Linked DNA regions of Homo sapiens: region 2 is linked to region 1. Evidence: read pairs that join two places in POLR2A ChIA-PET (ENCODE). Cell type or tissue: OCI-LY7. All regions are shown on one strand.

Region 1 (2,500 bases):
ATGTTGGCTTCATATCATTCATATGGTAGGCCCTTATTTTTCAATTTTGACTGGATTTGTGGTTATGTATCTTTTTTCCCTTCTTGATATTTACTTGTTTTCTGTTTACCAATTTTGATCATCTTCATGACATCTTTCTATTTAATTCCTTCATGTTCTTTATTATTTGCCATCTTATGATTTCTTTAGCTATGCTTTTTGTTCTTTTTATAATGTATTAAACACTTAGCTCATAAATTTTCAATATTTTTTCCTAATATATGCCTATAAAGCTATGAACTTGCCTGCTAATATTGCTTTAGCTGCATCCAACAAGTATTTACATGCAGTGTTTTCATTGTCCTTCAATTCTAAGTAATTTTCAATTTCAATTAGGACTTTTTTACACCAAATTATTTAGAAGTATTTTTTATCTCCAAGTAGTGAAAGATGTTTTGTTATCTTGTGGTTATTACCTAATTTTAATCCACTGTGGTCAGAGAGCATGCTATGTATAACATCAGATCTTTGTTACTTGTTTAGACTCCCTTAGAACATGGTCATTTGGTTTTTCCCCCCAGTGTTCTCTCTTTGCTTGAAAAAAGTATATATTCTCTAATTGTTGAATGCAATGTCCTATAGACATCCTTTAGATCAACTTTATTGTGTTTCTCAAATATTTCGTGGCTGTACTAATTTCCTACCTGCATTATCTATCAATTTCTAAGAGAGGTATGCTAAAATCTCCCACTACTATTGTGTCTGTGTCTGTTTCTCCTTGCATTCCTGTCCATTTTTGCTTTATATGTTTTAAGGCAGTAATGTTAAGTTGCATATGTCAAAATATTGTGTCTTCATTTCAAAGTATTTCTTTTGTCTTTATGAGGTGATTCTATCTCTAATATATTTTCCTTTAAATTTTATTTTTTGTTGATATTAATATAGCTATGCCATCTTCTTTTGGTTAGTATTTGCTATGTTTGATTATCCTTTACTTCTGTGCTCTTTTACATGAATCTCTGCATTTTGTTGTTGATGTTTTAAATTTTAACTAAGGCTCTATTAATTGATTAATCATTTATATTTATTGTTTGTTGATATACTTGAGTTTTTTGTACAGTCCTATTTTGTACTTTCTCTCTACTTTTTTGATTTCTTTTTTCTTCTTTGTCCATTGTATTGCAGTAAGGTTTCTTTAGGCCATTCTTGCATTGCTACAAAGAAACACCTGAGACTGAGTAACCTGAAAAGTGATTTAGTTGGCTCACAGTTCTGCAGGCTGTACAGGAAGCATGGCTCAGGGCATCTGCTCAGCTTCTGATAAGGCCTCAGGAAGTTTAAAATCATGGCAGAAGGCAAGAGGGGAGCTGGCACATCACATGGCAAAAATATAGGCAAGAGAGACAGTGGGTAGTGGGGAGGTGCCACACACTTTTAAAGGATCAGATCTTGTGAGAACTCACTCCTTTCTTGAGAACTCCACCTCCTGTTCCAGTCACCTCCTACCAGGCCCCATCCCCAACATTGGTGATTACATTTCAACATGTGATTTGAGTGAGGTCAAATATCCAAACTATTTAACATATCCGGTTTTTTCCTTCACATTTAGTTTTACATTGGTTTGGAATCATATTCTGTTTCTGGCCTCTAATTGCTTATCCCTAAGTTAGCTTCAATTATATATAATAAAAAACAAATAGTAGCTTAAACAAGACAGGAGGGTGTTTCTCACTCATGTTAAAGCAGACAGGAAGTAGGGTGTCCAGACTGATCTGGCAGCTGCTTAAGGGACATTCAAGCTCCAGCCAGCAGGAAAGGAGGAAAGGGTGTGGAAATGCTTGCCTCTTCTTTTAAGGACAGAATTTCTAGGAACCGGCACACATTGTGTCTGTTCACATGGCGCTGGCCAAAACTGACCCCCAGGGAGGCTGGGAGTGCTGTTGCTCTGCTAGGTGACAGTGTTTCCTGCTAAAATCAGAACTCTTACCACAATGAAGAAAGGGAGAATGGATACCAGGGGGCAACTAGCAGTCCTTACCGCAGCCCCTTTTCCCCCAGACTTCAGGGTTTTAGAGTTTCTGATCACTCCCTTCTTACATGTTATCACAGTCCAGAATTTCATTGTCCCCTTGTTTTTAGATCTTAAAAATCATTACTGCAGTTGTGGCTTTATATATAGTTACTGCTTGTTCAGATTTATCCACATGCTTGCCAGTTACTCCTCATTGTGATTGTATTCCTTCGGAGGTTTCTTTTCCTTTCTGAAGTACATCAAGAGTTGTGTCAGTATGGTCTGTGAATGGTAAAACAGTCTGAGTTTTTGTTCTAGGATTGGCTTCCCTTTGCCCTAACTCTTGATTGTGAGTTTAATTGGATTTAGAAGCTTAAGTGGATAATTTCTCCTGAGTACCTTGGAGATATTCTGTTGCCCTCTAACTTCTACTGTTGGTGGTAAGAATCTCCTGACTGCCAAATTGCTACCCTTTCTAGGCAACATGTGTTTCTCTTTGGTGCTTGCATT
Region 2 (2,500 bases), 430 kb after region 1:
GCAGTAAGAGTGAAACTGTCTCAAAAAGAAAACAACAACAACAACAACAACAACAAAAAACAACTCTAAAAAATTAAAAATTAAAAATTAAAAATTAACTGGGTATGGTGGCACACATCTGTAGTTCCAGCTACTCAGGAGGCAGAAACAGGATGATCACTTAAGCCTGGGAGGTCAAGGCTGCAGTGAGCTATGACCGTACCACTGCACTTTAGCCTGGGTGACAGAGTAAGACCTTATTGCAAAAAAAAAAAAAAAAAAAAAAAAAGCAGGCACACAGAGTGGACACTCAGCAACCAGCTTGCAAATCAAGATTAGACTGGGCACAGTGGCTCATGCCTGTAATCCCAGCAGTTTGGGAGGGTGAGCTGGGCAGATCACATGAGGCCAGGCATTCAAGACCAGCCTGACCAACATGACGAAACTCCGTCTCTACTAAAAATACAAAAATTAGCCCAGCATGGTGGTGCACACCTGTAATCTCAGCTACTGGGGAGGCTGAGGCATGAGAATTGCTTGAACCTCACAGGCAGAGGTTGCAGTGAGCTGAGATGGCACCACTGCACTGCCTGGGCAATACAAAAAGACTCTGTCTCAAAAAAAAAAAAAAAAAAAAAGATTAATCAGCACCTGCCTGGTTTTCTTCTCCTGGAACTCTGCCCACGGGAGGCAGATCATGGAATGGTAAAGGCATCCTCTCCCCCAGCTCATGTCCTGAGGATGAGCAACCTCAACCCTGTCCCAAGTTCCTGGCTCCACAGACTTAGCACACTGAGCCCCCAGCCTGTGCCAGCTAGGTCTCAATCACTAGCAAATGCTGCTGAAAACAATGGTGATGGCACAATGGCAGATAACCTGAAACAAGGTTAGACTCTTCTCTCCTTCCCAGCTTTCCAAGTCTACCATATGGGGACAATGACACCACGACAGTTGAGGAGTGCATGCCATACACTTAAAATCCTCAAGGCAGTCAGCAGCATCTGCAGGGCTGCCTGGCAGAAAAGGAAGGGGTTTCATCCTGAACAAGTCAAGCGGTAACCCACAAATGGGGACCACAGAGAGACTAATTTTGCTTCTATTTAAAGAATGGTGACATACAAGACAATGAAAAGCTTGAACAGAAAAAAAACTAAGGAAATGAAGGCAAATATAATGAGAGAATAAAGAAAGGCAACTAGAAACTCCAAGAAAAACAAAAGTAACATAAGAAAGCAAATGTAACTGTTAAACATTATTTGGCTCTGTTGGAACAATATTTATTAAATACATGGCTTAAATAACATACACATTTTATATTAATTTTCAATGTTTAGAGTCAATCCACAGATAAAACATGGAAGATAATTACGGTTTTAAAGCAGCAGATAATTATAGTCTACTTTGATAACATGAAAACAGAGGACAGAAATTGTAGGAAGGGGTGAGGAAAGCTAAAGTTTAGGGTAGGGGACTAATATCATCTTTTTATTTTAGTTTTGGAGACAAGGTCTTGCTCTGTCACCCAGGCTGGAGTGCAGTGACACAGTCATGGCTCATTGCAGCCTTGACCTCCCAGGCTCAAGCAATCCTCCCATCTCAGCCTCCTGAGTAGCTGGGACCACAGAAAGGCATGTGCTGTCACACATGGCTAATTTTTAAAATTTTTCCTTTTTTCTAAAAGGAATCAAAGGCTGGGCGCAGTGGCTCATGCCTGTAATCCCAGTACTTTGGGAGGCCAAGGCAGGTGGATCACCTGAGGTCAGGAGTTAGAGACCAGCCTGGCCAACACGGTGAAACGTCATCTCTACTAAAAATACAAAAATTAGATGGGCGTGATGGTGGGCACCTGTAATCCCAGCTACTCGGGAGGCTGAGGCAGAATTGCTTGAACTCTGGAGGTGGAGGTTGCAGTGAGCCAAGATGGCACCACTGCACTCTAGCCTAGGGGACAAGAGTGAAACTCCATCTCAAAAAAAGAATAAAATAAAATAAACCAAGAAATAGCAGTTGAGTGTAGTTTTTAAGAGTGTGGACTTGGCTGGGCGCGGTGGCTCAGGCCTGTAATCCCAGCACTTTGGGAGGCTGAGGCGGGTGAATCACAAAGTCAGAAGTTTGAGACCAGCCTGGCCAACATGGTGAAACGCCGTCTCTACTAAAAATACAAAAAATTAGCTGGGCGTGGTGCCGAGCACCTGTAATCCCAGCTACTTGGGAGGCTGAGGCAGGAGAATCGCTTGAACCCGGGAGGCGGAGATTGCAGTGAGCTGAGATCATGCCACTGCACTCCAGCCTGGGTAACAGTGTGAGACTCCATCTCAAAAAAAAAAAAAAAAAAGAGTCTGGACTTTGGAGACTGTTTGGGTTCATATCCCAGCTCTGCCACTAACCAGATCTTGAGCAAGTCACTTAACTTCTTGGGCCTTAATGTCCTCATTTGTAAAATGGAGATAATAGTAGATCCTATCCCTTTTTTTTCTTTTTTGAGACGGAGTCTCACTCTTGTTGCCCAGGCTGGAGTATA

Evidence for each region. ChIA-PET counts read pairs that join two places held together with the same protein. Peaks named below come from ENCODE experiments on the same cell type or tissue, not always from the same donor. Only the 100,000 strongest peaks of a DNase experiment are listed, where the experiment ranks them.
Region 2: POLR2A ChIA-PET joins it to region 1 with 5 read pairs; 2 of 35 experiments call an interaction of 5 or more read pairs at or near these places.

Annotation. Positions count from the first base shown.
Region 1 is chr15:67,795,096-67,797,595 of GRCh38, forward strand. All of the region lies in intron 21 of MAP2K5 (mitogen-activated protein kinase kinase 5), which reads left to right. Among named protein-coding and RNA genes, the nearest start is that of SKOR1, 29 kb to the right of the region's middle. In OCI-LY7, no CTCF peak of the experiment used is centred here; DNase peaks (open chromatin) are centred at 1,276 and 1,756; H3K27ac peaks cover 1,269 bases.
Region 2 is chr15:68,224,023-68,226,522 of GRCh38, forward strand. All of the region lies in intron 1 of CLN6 (CLN6 transmembrane ER protein), which reads right to left. Among named protein-coding and RNA genes, the nearest start is that of CLN6, 4.5 kb to the right of the region's middle. In OCI-LY7, no CTCF peak of the experiment used is centred here; a DNase peak (open chromatin) is centred at 1,019; H3K4me3 peaks cover 1,324 bases; H3K27ac peaks cover 1,556 bases.